Linked DNA regions of Mus musculus: region 1 is linked to region 2. A link is a loop called in an ENCODE intact Hi-C map of the cell type or tissue named here. Cell type or tissue: left cerebral cortex. All regions are shown on one strand. Each heading gives the region's core, and the rest is flanking DNA. Links, peaks and the distances in the headings are about the cores only. Region 1 has its middle 26 kb from the start of Olfr1463. Region 2 holds the start of Olfr1465 (olfactory receptor 1465).

Region 1 (8,585 bases), core at 1,299-6,298, 57 kb before region 2:
ATGGAATCTTCTGCACCTGAGATTCTTTCTTCCATCTCTTGTATTCTGTTTCTGATGCTCGCATCTATGTTTCCAGATTTCTTTCCTAGGGTTTCTATCTCCAGAGTTGCCTCAGTTTGAGTTTTCTTTATTGTGTCTACTTCCCTTTTTAGGTCTAGTATGGTTTTGTTCATTTCCATCACCTGTTTGGATGTTTTTTGCTTGTTTTTCTGTAAGGACTTCTACCTCTTTGATTGTGTTTTCCTGTTTTTCTTAAAGGACTTGTAACTCTTTAGCAGTGTTCTCCTGTATTTCTTTAAGTGAGTTAATAAAGTCCTTCTTGATGTCTTCTACCATCATCATGAGATATGCTTTTAAATCCGGGTCTAGCTTTTCGGGTGTGTTGGGGGTGCCCTGGACTTGGTGAAGTGGGAGTGCTGGGTTCTGATGATGGTGAGTGGTCTTGATTCCTGTTAATAAGATTCCTACGTTTGCCTTTCACCATCTGGTAATCTCTGGAGTTAGTTGTTATAGTTGACTCTGTTTAGAGATTTTTCTTCTGGTAATCACTGTCCCATCCTTAAGGTGTACTATACAACAATATTGATAAAAAAAGAACAACACATGATATTCGTTCAGAGATAGACTGGTAGATCAATGGAATAGAACTGAAGCCCCAGAATTAAACCTACACACCTATGTGGACCTGAAGTTTTACAGTGAAGACAAAACCATCTAGAAGAAAAAAGACAGGCTGAGAAAAAAAAATTAGGGAAAAAACACCCTTTACAATAGTCACAAATAATAGAATACACCTGGGTGTGACTCATATCAAACAAGTGAAATATTAGTATGGCAAGAACTTCACATCTCTGAAGAAAGAAATCGAAGATGATCTCAGAAACTGGAAAAAATATCTTATGTTCATGGACTGGCAGGATTAATATAGCAAAAAAAGACATTTTGCTAAAAGTGAAATCCACATCAAAATTCTAACTCAATACTTCATAGAGTAAGAAAGATAATTCTCAAATCCATTTGGAATAACAAAAAAAAAAATCCAGTAGAGCAAAATCTATCTAAACAATAAAAGTACTTCTGAGGGAATCACCATCCCTGACCTCAAGCTGTATTACACTGCAATAGGGATAACAACTGCATGGTATTGGTACAGAGACAGATATTAAGCTCTGATAATGTCACATATAACATATATAATAATATATATATATAATATATATATATATATATATATGATATAATATAATGTTTATTTAACATACATGAAGAGCCACCAATTCTTTGGAAGAAGAGAGTAAAACAAATAGTGTGAATGTGACATATATAAATTATAATACATATAATATTATATATATATATATAATATATATATATATTATATATATATATAATATATATATATATATATATAATATTGTATATAATATAAATGTGACATAGTGTGAATGGTATTGTTCAATTCTTTTCTGGCTTGGTTGTGTTTTTCCTGTAATTGTTTAAGGGTTTTTTTGATTGTTTGTTTTTTTTCCTCTTTAAAGTTTCTTCAGAGATTGGAAGGTGTATTACAAGAGGGAGACATTTATGTGATCTAGTGAAAGAGGCAGAGAAGGCATATTACAAGAGAAAGAGAGCAGTGGGAAGTAGAAGAAAGAGAAGATAGGAGGGATCGTAGACAAGAGAAAAATTTGACTAGAATCTTAGCCGCAGTGGTAGGAAAGAAAGGAAAAACAGGACCTAGACAGTGACCTGGGCAACAGAAGACCAATGTGGCTAAAAAAGTTAAGTGATTTGGACTACCAAGCCTCAGCTAAAAAGGCTCAGCTGTGTCAGACTGAAGTTACTTATTTGGGATACATCCTTCAAGATGGGAAGCAGTGGCTAAAGTAAGCCAGGAAAAAAAGACTGTATCTCAGATCCCCACCCCAACTACACTAAGGCAAGTAAGAGAATTTTGGGATACCTCTGGCTTCTGCAGGCTCTGGGTTTGTGACCTTAGCTGCCCTGTTGTACCCTCCAGCCAAGGAAGGAGAGGTGTTTGTGTGGACCCCAGATCACCAGAAAGCCTTTGAAGAAATTAAAAAGGTCCTACTGATGGCCAGCCTTTGCCTGACCTAGCCAATCCTTTCACTCTTTATGTGGAAGAGAGAGCAGGGATCGACAGAGGAGTCCTTACTCAGACTTTGGGACCTTGAAAAAGGCCAGTGGTTTATCTATCCAAGAAGTTAGACCTGTTGCCAGCAGATGGTTTTCTTGCCTGAAAGCCATTGCTGCCATAGCTCTACTTGTCAAGGATGCTGATAAGCTCACTCTAGGACAGCAAATAACTGTAGTGGCACCCCACACTCTTGAAAGCATTATCCAACAGCCCCCTGACCAATGGATGACCAATGCTTGTATGACACATTATCAGAGCTTAATGTTATAATTTATATGTGCTCTTAATATATATAATATTATAATATTGTGCTCTTCAGAATTAGAAACACCTCTGGACAGTTTAGAGTGAGCCCCTATAAATCACTCTACAGGGGGCCCCCTCCAATTGTAAAAGTAGCCTCTGTACATAGTGCTGACATGCTGCTTCCCCAACCTTCATTCTTTAGGCTCAAGGTGCTCAAGTGGGCGAGACAGCGAGTTTGGAAGCAGCTCCAGAAGGCCTATATAATATCCATAAATATTCATGGATATTTTACCTTTGTATCATCAACTTTCCCCAGTCTTTGTTTTAGGAAAGCATTTCCATGATCCTTTTTTCCTTTAACATATATCACAATAGGCACATCTATCCCACTCCTTTTCTAGCTGCCAATGTCTATTTAACATACATGAAGAGCCACCAATTCTTTGGAAGAAGAGAGTAAAACCAATAGTGTGAATGTGACATAATCAAGTAAACCTCAGAATGCTGGTTACACAGTTCTTCCTTGGAGTGTACACTAACAATTTCATGATCCCCAAAACATGGAAAACAGATGAAATAGAGATAATAAGCTTTGACTTTTGAACCTCTATCAACTCTTCATCTTTCATGGATGGGTTTCACATTTGCCTTACCTACAAAAAGAAAAATGAGAAGATTAAATATCTCACAAATTTTATCCCCTGTGCCTTAAGAAAAAAACTAAATGTCTACATGACATCATACAATTAAAGTATGCCAATATGGCATTTACCTTCAAGTAATTTTTCTTAAACATGGCAGAAGATTAACAGAAGATCTTTAGTCAAATTGTGTTCTTGAAAGTGATAACATCAAATGCCATTCACTTGCATGGATATACTCTTCTGGAACATGACTCAAAGTGTATTACTATTTAAGTAGCTTATGCATGAGGAACAAGAAAAATCTAGGAAGAGTTGGACACCTCTGGAGATTTCTCTCACAGTAATACCTCTAGCTCCTATTCTCCTTTCTAGGGAGGAAGCATTTAAAACGGCAGGCAGTCATTTGACTATGGGAAGTTTTAATTGAACTCAAAGGGTTATTGATAATTGTGGAATAAGTAGTTGATGAAGTTGAGAGACAAGATGAGAGGCACTGGATAGATTTGGAAAGTTGCGTAGGTATTTGTAGATGGATATGCTCAATATACATTATATCCATATATATACTTTCAGATATTATATAAAACATATCAGTCATACACGAACAGACAACTCATAAATATACAAAACTTATAGCTGAATTTTCTTATGTTCCAAGAGATGGAAACCATACTTGTCACTGATTTTATCCAAAAACCAGAGAACAGATTTCCCAGGGACCTTAGGTAAAGCATATACTACTCCTCTAAATAATTAAAACTATTATAATAACAAAACTCTTAATGATATCCTCTATTAATCACACACACACACACACACACACACACACACACACACACACACACACAAGCATGTGCATGCTTTATTTAGTTATCACTGGAAAAGCTTTATTCTTTAGCATTTGGGGACAGTACACAGGCCCATAGACATATATTACACACAAAAATAGACTTTGGAACCCATGACTGTGAATGAGATGTGTCTATTTAGTTCCTTCACTCAGAGCTCAGGGAACTTCTTGGATAGATATGCAGAAGGAGTTGGAGAGAGATGAACTACAACACCAAAATGATGCCCTCTAAACACACTGTGCAAAAGAAGCTATTTTTCGTTTTTTCTTTTCTGTGCTTTGCTTTGCTTTTTTTTTTTTTTTTTTTTTTTTTTTTTTTTTTTTTTTGAGACAGGGTTTCTCTGTATAGTCCTGGCTGTCCTGGAACTTACTCTGTAGACCAGGCTGGCCTCAAACTCAGAAATCTGCCTGCCTCTGCCTCCCAAGTGCTGTGATTAAAAGGTGTGTGCCACCACCGCCCGGCTGCAAAACAAGCTTTTATGAAATCACAGAGACTGAAGCAGCAATCACAGAGACTATACTATGCCCTCTGCATATATAATATAGTTTTCAGTTTTAATACCTTTATGGAAATTCTTAATATGTGAAGATTGGATGTTTTATTCTTGTTCCTGCTTTTGAGAATCTTTTATTTTCCTGTTTACTTATCTTTTTCCCAACTTAGATAAGATTACTTCTGTTTGTTTCCATTTTGTTTTACTTTTCTGTGTTTAATCATTATCTATTAGAAACCTCTTCTCTTCAAATGAGAGCCAGGAGGAGAGTGGATCCAGATGGTAGAGAATGTAGGAAGGTACTGGGAGTAGTGGAGAGATGGGAATATGTATATGGAGTGTATTATATGAGAAAATAATTTATATTTAATAAAATTAGGAAAATTTCTTATTTAACTACTAAAATAAGACAACAAACAGACAATTTAAACAAACCTATAGCACCTAGAGAAGCAGAAGCAAATATTGTAGGTTGCACAACTGCAAAAACCAAGGGTCAGATAATTTTAGCCCACAAATATATCAAAATATAAAGAAAAGCTAGCAACAATATTCTTTTCTTTATTTCACAAATTATAAACAGAAGAAATAGTGTCCAGTTAATTTTACGAGGCCACAGTTTCTCTGATAACAAAAATATATAAAGACTCAATGAAAAAGAGATTTAGAATCAATTTACCTTATGAATATATATTCAAACACACTATATTTAATACTAGTGGACAAATTCAAGGAGCACAGTAAAATGATGACCCAGTATCATCATGCCTGGTGGATTCAATATAAAAAAATTAGTAAATACATCATATAAACAAATGGATAAAATGCACACAATAATGTAATTATATGCTCAATGGGCCTTTGAGAAAATCCAATACTAATTCTTGATAAAATTCCTGGAGATATTAGGAATAAAATGATATATTTCAATATAATAAAGACAGTTTATAGAAGGCCAATAGCCTATATCAATGCATATGAAGAGAAATGCAAATTGATTACACTAAAAACTGGTTAAAGACAAGATTAATAATATATATAGATATGTATATATATATATATATATGTATATATATATAGATATGTGTATATATATATGTGTGTATATATATATATATATATATATGTTCAGTACTTGATATATATATCAGTTTAGTACTTGAAGTATTAGCTAAAAAAAATTGAAGGGGTTAAAAAGGATAAAATTTGGAAAGGAAGAAGTCAACATGTCTTTGCTTGAAGATTTGATGGTATATTTATGCCACCCTAACAGAATACTTACAGCTGATAAACACAAAATTAACTCACAAAAATCAATAGTCTTCCCATATAGAAACATCAAATGGATTAAGAAATAAATAAGAAAGATAGTACCTTCCACAATAGCCTCAAATATTATAAAATATCCTTGCTCAATATTTACAAAGCAAGTCAAATAATTCTATGATAAAACTTCAATCTTTGGAGGTAGAAATTACAGACTGTATCATGAAGACCTTCCATGCTCATAAGTTAGTAGGATTAACTTCTAAAAAAGCCATCATACCAAAAGTGATTTACAGATTTAATGCAATAATCATCAAAACACCAATACAGTTCCTCGTGTTTCTTGGAAGGAAATTTATTATCTTCATATGGAAAATTACCAGTATAGCTAAAACATTTATGAATAGTAAAAGAACTAATGAAGCTCTTTCACTCTTCCTGTTTGTATGTTGTACTAGTGAAGTATATCGATAAAAACTGCATGATATTGGCATAAATACTGACACATGATCTGTGGAATCACATTGAACACCAAAACTTTAATTTTCATATCTATGAACATCTGGTTTTCTATAAAGAGTGCAGAAAAACACAATGGAAAATGGTAGTATTTTCAGCAAGCAGGGCTAGTTAAACGTGATGTATGCATATGGAAGAATGAAAATATATCCATACAAAGACCTCAGCACAAAAGAAGATACACTGAACAAAATAGAAAAGAAAGTGGAGAATATTCTTGATGCATTGGCACAGGAGAATATTCATAAATACGACACTGATATCCAAGCACTAAGATGAACAACTAGTAAATGGGACCTGTGGATCCATTATTTGAACAAAGTGGCAGCATACAGAGTAGCAACTGATTTTTCCTAAATTCACATTCAATAGAGGAATGCTCTCTCAAATATATGAAGAACTCAAAACACTAGATATCAAAGAACAAATAATAATCTAGTTTAAAATGGGACACATATCTAAGTAGAGAAGTCTCAAAAGACAGACCCCAATGGGTGAGAAACACTTTTATTAAAAAAAAAGTTCATTATCCTTAACCATCAGGAAATTGTATATCAAAACTATTTAGATATTCTATCTTACACATGTCAGAATGACTAACATACATACCACAAATGACAGCTCATGCCATTGATAATATGGATTAAGGAGGATAGCCCATCCATTCCTGGTTGTAGTGTTAATTTGTACAGCTACAGTGAAAACAAATCCTCAGAATGTTAGGATTGCTTTACATCATGATCTAGATATAACAACCTTGGGCATATACCCAAAGGATGCTCGATCCTAAAATAAGGACACTTTCTTAATCATATTAAATGATGCTTTATTCATAATAGACAAACACTGGAAAACATACAAATTCTTAAAGAGAAGAATGGATAAAGAAAATGCAGTACATTTACAAAATACGTTATTACTCAACTGTTTAAAAAATGACAAGACAAAATTTTCAGGCAAATGTATGAACTAGAAATAATATCATTCTGAGTCAAGTAATCCATATTTATAATGACAAATATTCTATACATTTGCTTCTCTGTGGCTATTTGTTGGTAAGAAACTGATAGATAAGCTGTAAGCCATAGACCCAAAGGGTTAGTTGTATAAAAAGTTTCTGGTGATGGGGGACATATGTATCTCCATGGCAGGGGGAAAAGAAATAGAATTTGAGGGTGGTATGGGATTGAGTGGGAATAGAAACGTGAGAATCAAGTCCAGAAAGAAGGAGAGATAGGGTGGAGGGAAACAATGCAAAGATAGAAAGCTATAATTGAGGGGCATTTGAGACATATGGGAATGAGTGCCATGGAAATATCCTAAAACTTATGATGGTGATTTTAATGAGTCTTCCTAATAATGGGGTATGGAATCTTAACTTGGCACTAAGCAAGAGTTCTAGTAGCAAAACTAGGTTGAACTCAATTGACATGTTGGCTAAGCTGGTCAAATGAATCCCTCTGTGATGCCCGAGGGGGAAAATCTCCAGCTGTTGCCAAGATAGTGTGTTGCTCTCTGAAATTTGACAATAGAGCTCCATTGCTGAGAACAACACCCACATAACTCAATGAAACTGGAGTAGTTTAGCAGATGTTTATGTGGAGTCTTCATTCCCACGTCTTAGTCTTATTATTGAGAGAAGTTATTCTACAGACTACCACTGAAAAAGGTAAAGAACCCAGCCACCAAAACATTCATAAACATTGTAAAGTTTGCTAGGGCAATGATGGCACTGAACTTGAACAAGTAGTCAACTTATGTTTGTTTTTATTGAAGGTACTCTCTACTAGAAGATACCCAAATCCTATCCTGCTTGGGCAATCAAGATCAAGAGACTAGATAGCCAATAAAACAAAGGTAAAAAACACTACTGATACTGCTAAACGAAAGTAGCAACCAAATGACACCAAATGATAATCTCCTATGCTCATAGAAAAATCATAACTTTAAAAGTCATGAGACAACTGAAGGGCTTTCAGGTGGCCCAGGCATTGCACACAGGTCTTTCACTTTTCCTTTTTCTAATTTTTGTTAATCCATTTGAATGTAGGCATAATGTTTTTGTCTACTGTGCAATACTATCCTTGTATTATTTATACAATGATTTCTCTGCTGCCATATCTTTCTGCTATCAGGATATGCCATTGTAAGGCTTACTCCAAGTATCTCTTATCTCTTTTTTCAAGTTTCTGTAAGCATTGTTTTCCATTTTGTTCTCTGAAATGTCAATAAAAACTAATCATACAATGTCTGGGCAGAAGACACAATATGGTATAACTTCAGTCACCCTGAGGAAGGAGAGAGAGAGAGAGAGAGAGAGAGAGAGAGAGAGAGAGAGAGAGAGAGAGAGGATTTCCTGCGAGAAAGGGGTCCAGAAAGATATCACGGAAGAACATCTGAAGCCAAGAGAA
Region 2 (8,585 bases), core at 2,179-7,178:
TTTGGGAAGGGTGATGTAGGAAGGGGTGTGCTGAAGCGTGGGTGAGTGGATAGGGGTTAGGTAAGTTGGCCATGGGGTAGGGAACACGCTCTCAAAGGAAAGAGGGAATTCGGTGAAGAACTCTTGGAGGAGGGACAAGGAAGGGGTACCATTTGGTATGTAACTAAATGAAACAATTTCACCAAAGAAAAGTAAATGAATGAACATTAAGAAAATTATTAGCTTTAGGAAATAAAAATAAATCCACCTCTCACAGGGCAACTGAATAACATTTAAGTACTCTGGTCAATGAATATTATATACTTCCCCAACTGTTTCTTCCCGAGTGTGGGATATCTCGTACATTCTTGGTCCTCACCCATTTCTCTGGTCTTAGGATTCCCCTTGACCAACCAGAAAGTTTCAAATGTACACCAAAATTAATTTTTTATACCTAAACTCCATAACTTTAAATTTTGTTCCTACTCTATCTATCCCTGCAGAAATTCCCTGTCATATAGTGTCAAGATAATTTACTTCACATTACTTAAAAATTAAACTCAAAGTCATCACATTCTTGTATAAACAGTCTGTTTGCAGGGTAAGAATTTATTGAAAAGTGCCTAGTTTCAAAGCATAAACGGCAGATTGTATCATTGTGATCTAATCACTCATAAAAAAATCTTGTAAAATCCCAGCATTCTTTTATGAGCTGTGCTACAATGTCTTATAACAAAGGGAATAATTGAGTACTCATATCCTATATTAGGAAAAACAAGCTCTACAATTTACCACTGAACAATAAATGCAATAATAAAAACATTATTTAAACAAGATGAAAATGGTCAGAATGTGTCAGCATAACAATTAAAACTTCTTTGGACCTGTCCATTAATATCAAATATATAGACACATGCTCAGTTTTGAAGATCCTTTTCTACATTTTCTTACTGTATGAAAACACTTAACAAATTATCCACTAAAACAATATATACATAATTTTCACAGAAGTATTTTTAAAAGGAAAAAACAAACTCTAATAAGCTCCTGAATTCAGTATAATCCTTTTTCTATGCTTTTATGCTTTTGACATGCAGGAATACGAGAATCCCTTCTAGAATTTAATTGCATGTGGCAGAAAAAAATGAGTATTATTAACTCTACAACATTAAAAATAATTCATTAAGGCTATTTTGCTTTGTGGAAAACGTTTGTGAATGCACGCTTGACTTCTTTGTTCCTCATGCTGTAGACCAGAGGATTCAGCATAGGGATGATCATGGTGTAGAACACAGATGTGATTTTGTCAGTGTCCATGGAGTGACTGGAGCTGGGCTGCAAATACATGAATATGCCAGTCCCATAGAAAATAGACACTGCAGTGAAGTGTGCGGCACAAGTGGATACAGCCTTTCCATATCCAGCATCTGAGTGCATTTTAAAGATTGTGATAAAAATGAATATGTAGGATATACAAATAACTAACACAGAAAAAAAAATACTGAAGCTCCCTACATAAAAAAGAACCAGCTCACTAACATGTCTATCAGAGCAAGAGAGAATCATGACTGCTGGGATATCACAAAAGAAGTGATGGACCACATTAGACCTACAGAAAGAAAGATTGAAGGTGTCCCCAATGTGAATGGAGGCAATCAGGAAACCACAGGCATAGGAACCTATAGAAAGACACACACACACACCTGAAGTCATAGTGGTGGCATAGTGCAAGGGCTTACACACTGCTGCATAGCGATCATATGCCATTGAGGCCAACAGGAAATTTTCCACTGTAGCAAAGGCTACAAAAAAGAACATCTGAGCAGCACACCCATTATAGGATATGACCTTGTCTCCTTTTAGGAGCCCACTCATGACTTTGGGTGTGACATCAGAGGAGTAACAAAAATCCACCAGGGACAGATTACCTAGAAAAAAGTACATGGGAGTGTGGAGACACGAGTCCAGGAAAATCAGCAGAATTTTCCCCAGATTTCCTACCAGGGTGATGGTGTAGATGATTAGAAGTATCATGAAGAGGGGAAGCTGTAGTTCTGGGTCATCTGTGAGTCCAAGCAGGAGAAAGTGTGTCACTTCTGTATTGTTCTCCATCACTGTTACATTTAAAAGTTTTAATTGTTCATAGACATTGGAAAAAAGAAACATGATGATACAGAAGGTGAATGAAATTAGAAAAAATATGTGCAAACATATGACTTGGTTGAGCAAAAATCTGTACTTTGCAATTGTCTACAATAGTTCTTTTGCCAAATCAAATTTGATGTTGTAAATATACAGAGGGTACATCTGCTATAATTTAAAGATTATTAATAGAGTACATATATTATTTTAACATTTATTATATATATAGTGAGAATATTTAACAACTTGACAAAAGTGATGTTTGATGGTTTCCCAATTCACTTCTGAGCTCAACAAAAGCTCACATTTTCTCCTGCCAATTTCCAAAGGCTTTTCTAGACAGGAACATTATGTGTCATTCCATGTATACTATTAATTATATCAGAATTTGATAATTGTTTTCATTTAAGTATGGAGATGAAGAGTTTGAGAAATTTATTCATATTTTAAGTATAAAATCAAGTCATTGCCTTCGGTTTTTGATTTTATTTAATCTCATATTAGATTCTCAAATATGAGAGTCTAAGCAGAACTTCAATTCAATTGGAGATAAGATAAATTATAATTACATAAATTCAACATTACTTTAATTCCAGCGATTTATTTCTGTTTCTAAGCATATGCTACTTGTTTAATTTTTTTTTCTTGAAAACAAGATCCTAGAAGAGGATGCCCTCTAAAATAAGTACTATGGCTTGGAAATAACCACATTTCCCCTTTATTTGTATCTATATTTTGGATACTTCTCAAAGCAGACATTATCAGAAACTCTGGAATTTACCTTTTTTTTTTCCTGAATCCCTCCACCTTTTCTTTCAGCCTAAAAAACATTTGTGCTTAATGTAGCAGATTTTTTTTGGATATAACTCAAAAAGTATGACTTTCTCTCTTTTCTCCATGTCCTATCAAGAGCGGCTAGAATGATAGTTTGACTCTGTTTTTGTGTTTCTCTAAAATTCTAACTTGTCTTTAAACTTCCTTCTGAGTTTACCTCTAAAGTATTTTATTAATGTAAGTAAGAAACGAACAGGAAATATTGTATACCGTGGTAACAGGTATAGCATATGCTGTAGTCGATGTAGTGGAATAACTTGGTAATGTCAATATCATCAGCCAGATGTAGTTATGAAAGTTGCAGACAGATAATCATAATCTATAGCACATACTGTGTTTTGGTCTACTCACTATTTAGGATTCACTGATCTGGAGCTATCTTCCATGACATCAGAAACATAGAACAGGGAAGAAGTCCATTTTGAGGTATTATTGCTAGTAGATTACAAGATCCTAAAAAAGACAATACAATGTTATTGTAAGAAATGCAGTAAGTGTTACCATTCATGTTATATTTTAATTGAAGAGTCATCTGTTTTAGGTTCTGATATAATTTAGTGGTGGCTAGGTACAGGTCCTTCAGCTACAGGCAATCCTCATTCTTTATTCCTTATTTTCCCTTACCTTCCTCAATTATGTCACTGAGTGATTATGCTGTCCAGCATGTCCCTATTTTTCTGAACACAGTGATTGTCATCCTTCAATTCCCTGTGATCCAGTCTTCCTCATCTTCTTACATCAAACCCATATATTTATTTCACTAGAGCCCATTTCCATTAAATTATTCTTTCCTTCATTCTGTCACACCATAGCAAAATCACTAATAAGACCAAATAAAATTGGACATTTATAGGATCTGTATACAGATCTCTTACCCATGTGAAAATATTTGGCATTTTATGGCTCTCAAACAGCAATAATATTCACTCCTTGCATTGGTTTTGTTTTCTTGAATACAAAATCCATCACTTAGTCTAGTCATTAAATCCTAGGTTGAAGCTATCTTCCTGTGAATTCTTTCAGAATGGCTGCAACATAAATCATGTTTTTGTTTGCATTGAAGCTTTTGATATAATATTTACTTTAAAAATGATTATTACCTACCCCAAGTCTCTTGATATCCTAGAAATTTTAGGTTACAAACTATTATTATAGAGACTATTTTCAGAAAATATTATCCACAATTAACAAGGAATTTACACATGATGAATAATTTTCTGTTATTTTTAGTAATACTTGTTATGTTATCATTGATGAAACTTGGAAATTAAAATGTTACAACATAGTATAAAGTTATTTTTTATCATGAAAAATATTCAGAGCATTTTAATCCTTATACCAATATTAAACTCATCATTTTCAAACTATGTAATGATCATCTCTCTATAATTATAGCAAAAATGTTAAAATGGATATATGATCGTGAATTTTACTCTTCTTGTTTTCTCTATGCTTCTTCATAACCAATAATAAGATTAGAAAAGTATTCACAGTGATTCAGAATATCTTGGTTTTAGTTTTTGTTTTGTTTGTTTTTTGTTTTGTTAACTACTGTGTTAAGAGAATAGGTAAACTTCCTAAAATAGAACTTTTTGCCTTTGTATCATAAACTTCCTCCAGTCTTTGTTTTAGAAAAGATTTCCATGATCCCCTTTTCCCTTAACATATATCACAATAGGCACTTCTACCCCACTCCCTTTCTCACTGAGAATGTTTATTTAATATACATGAAGAGCCACCAATTCTTTGGAAGAAGAGAGTAAAACCAATTGTGTGGACATGACATAATCAAGTAAACCTTAGAGTGCTGGTTACACAGTTCTTCCTCAGGGAGTGCACTAACACTTTCATGTTCTCTAAAACATGAAAATCAGAAGAAATAGAGAAAATAAGCTTTGACTTTTGAACCTAAATTCTTCCTTTCTCAAGGATGGGTTACACATTTGCCTTACCTACAAACAGAAAAATGAGAAGATTGAATATCTCATAAATATTATCCCTTGTGCCTTAAAAAACAATGTCTACATGACATCATACAAATAAATATGTCAATATAGCATTTACCTTCAAATGATTTTTCTTAAATATTCATGAAGATTAACAGAAGATCTTTAGTCCAATTGTGTTCATGAAAGTGATAGCAGCAAATGCCATTCAAATGCATAGATATACTCTTCTGAAAAAGGACTCAAAGCATAATACTATTTAAGTAGCTTATGCATGAGGAACCAGAAAATCTAGGAAGAGTTATTCACCTCTGGAGATTTCTCTCACAATAATTCTTCTAGCTCCTATTCTCCTTTCTAGGGAGGAAGCAATTAAAACTGCAGGCAATCATTTGCCTATGGGAAGTTTTAATTGAACTCACAGGGTTATTAATGATTGTGGAGTAAGGAGTTCATGAAGTTGGGAGACAAGATGAGAGGCACTGGGAGGAGTTGAAACTTTGAGGTGAGGTATTGATAGATATACTCAATATACATTATATCCATATATATATAATTTCAGATATTATATAAAACATATCATATCCATACACAAACAACGCATAAATATACACAATTTATGGCTGAATTATCTTAAGTTCCAAGAGATGGAACCCGTACTTGACACTGATTCTATCCAAAAATCAGAGAATAGATATCCCAACGACCTTAGGTAAAGCATATACTACTCTTCTAAATAATTAAAACCATTATAATAACAAAACTCTTAATAATATTCTCAATTAATCATACACACACACATACATACACACACACACGCACACACACACACACACACACACACACACACACACACTCATGCTTTATTTAGCTACCACTGGAGAAGTTTTGTACTGCAGCAGTTGGGGACAATACATAGGCCCATAGACATATATTACACACAAAAATAGACTTTGGGATCCATGTCTCTGAATGATATGTGTCTATTTAGTTCCTTCACTCAGAGCTCAGGGAACTCCTTGGATAGATATGCAGAAGGAGTTGGAGTGACAGAGATGAACTACAACACCAAATGATGCCCTCTAAACCCCCTGAGTCAAACAAGCTTTTATGAAATCACTGAGATTGAAGCAGCAATCACAGAGATTATACTATGCCCTCTGCATATATAATATAGTTTTTAGTTTTAATACCTCTATGGAAATTCTTAATATGTGAAGAGTGGATGTTCTTGTTCTTGTTCCTGCTTTTGGGAATCTTTTGTTTTTCTGTTAGCTTGTCTTTTTCCAACTTATATACGATTACTTCTGGTTGTCTCTGTTATGTTTTACTTTGCTGTGTTTTGTCATTATCTATTAGAAATCTCTTCTTTTTTTTTTAATGAGAGCCAGGAGCAGAGTGGATCCAGATGGAAGAGAAGGTAGGAAGGTACTGGGAATAGTGGAAGGATGGGGATATGTATAGTATATGAGAAAATAACTTATATTTAATAAAATTAGGAAAAGAAAATTTCTTATTTAGCTACTAAAATAAACAACAAACAGGCAATTTAAACAAACCTATAACACCTAGAGAAGCAGAAGCAAACATTATAGGTTCCACAAGTACAAAAACCTAGATTCAGATGATTTTAGCCCAGAAATCTATCAAAAATATGAAGAAAAGCTAACAAAAATACTCTTTCCATTATTTCACCAAATATAAACAGAAGAAATAGTGTCCAATTAATTTTATTAGACCACAGTTTTCCTGATACCCAAAATATATAAAGAATCAATGAAAAATAAATTTAGAATGAATTTCCCTTATGAACATATATTCAAACACACTCTATTTAATACTAGCAAACAAATTTAAGAAATAAAATAATGAGACAGTATCATCAAGTAGGCTTTATTCCAGAGATGTCTGGTTGGATCAATATAAAAAAATTAGTAAATACACTATATAAACAAATCAATAAAAAACACACAATAATGTCATTATATGCTCAAAGGGCCTTTGTGAAAATCCAACCCTTTTTCTTGATACAATTCCAGGAAATATTAGGAATAAAATGACATGTTTCAACAGAATAAAGACAGTTTAGAACAGGCTAATAACCTACATTAATGCATATGAAGAGAAATTCAAATTGATTCCAGTAGAAGCTTGGAAAAAAGACAAGGTTATTAACTTTTTGGGTACACACACATGTATATATATATATATATATATATATATATATATATATATAGAGAGAGAGAGAGAGAGAGAGAGAGATATTCAGTATCATACTTAAATTCTCTGTTAAGATTAAAAAAATTGAAGCAGATAAAAGGGATAAAATTTGGAAAGAAAGAAGTCAACATTTCTTTGCTTGCAAAATTGATAGTATATTTATGTGACACTAACAGAATACCTACAGCTGATAAACACAAATTAACTTTAAAAAATCAATAGCCTTCCCATATAGAAACATCAAATGGGTTGAGAAATAAATAAGGAACTCAATACCTTTTACAATAGCCTCAAATACTATAAAATATATCCTTCCTTAATGTTTACAAAGCCCGTCAAATCCTTCTATGATAAAAAACTTCCATCTTTAAAAGTAGAGATTACAGAAGGTATCATGAAGACCTTCCATGCTCATAAATTGGTAGGATTAACTTCTAAAAAGACCCATAATACCAAAAGCAATTTCCAGATACAATGCAAAAATCACCAATACTCCAAAAACAATTCCTTATATTTCTTGTAAGGAAAACTATTATCTTCATATTGGAATATTCCAGGATAGCTAGAACATTCATGAGTAATGAAATAACTTATAAACATTTCACTTTTCATGTTTGTATACTGTAATAATGAAGTATAATGATAAAACTGCATGATATTGGCATAAATACTGACACATGATCAATGGAATCAAATTGAAGACCCAAACTTTAATTTTCATATATAATGGCATCTGATTTTCTATAGAGTGCAGAAAACACAGTTGAAAAATCATAGCATTTTCAGCAAGCAGGGCTAGTTAAACTTGATATATGCATATTGAAGAATGAAAATATATCCATACAAAGACAGCACAAAAGAAGATACACTGAACAAAAATAGAAAAGAAAGTGGAGAATATTCTTGATTCATTGGCACAGGAGAATATTCATAAATATATCACTGATAATCCAAGCACAAAGATGAACAATTAGTAAATGGGAGCTTGTGAACTGATCATTAGAACAAAGTAGCAGTACACAGAATAGCAAGAGATTTTTTCCTAAATTGACATACAGTAGAGGAGTACTATCTCAAATATATGAAGAGCTCAAAATACAAATAATCGAATTAAAAATGGGATACAGATCTAAGTAGAGAATTCTCAATAGAAAGACCCTAATGGGTGAGAGACACTTTTTTTTTAAATGAAGTTCAATATCCTTAACCATCAAAGAACTGTATGCCAAAACTATTTTGATATTCTATCTTGCACATGTCAGAATAACTAACATACATACCACAAATGACAGCTCATGCCATTGATAATATGGAATAAGAATAGCCCATCCATTCCTGGTTGTAGTGTAAGTTTGTACAGCTACAGTGAAAACAAGTCTGCAAAATGATGAAATTGCTCTACATCATGACCTAAATATAACAGCCTTGGGCATATACTCAAAGGAGGTTCCGTCCTAAAATAAG

Evidence for each region. A loop is a pair of places that touch in the nucleus more often than their neighbours do. Peaks named below come from ENCODE experiments on the same cell type or tissue, not always from the same donor. Only the 100,000 strongest peaks of a DNase experiment are listed, where the experiment ranks them.
Region 1: it touches region 2 in a loop (34-fold over the local background); 3 of 42 quality-filtered maps call a loop at or near these places.

Annotation. Positions count from the first base shown.
Region 1 is chr19:13,255,758-13,264,342 of GRCm38, forward strand. No RefSeq gene overlaps it. Among named protein-coding and RNA genes, the nearest start is that of Olfr1463, 26 kb to the left of the region's middle. In left cerebral cortex, for the core only: no CTCF peak of the experiment used is centred there; no DNase peak of the experiment used is centred there.
Region 2 is chr19:13,312,193-13,320,777 of GRCm38, forward strand. Olfr1465 (olfactory receptor 1465) reads right to left here and starts at 2,091. Exons shown (of 1, transcript NM_001011841.1): 1 at 1,168-2,091. The coding sequence starts at 2,091. The coding sequence ends at 1,168. In left cerebral cortex, for the core only: no CTCF peak of the experiment used is centred there; no DNase peak of the experiment used is centred there.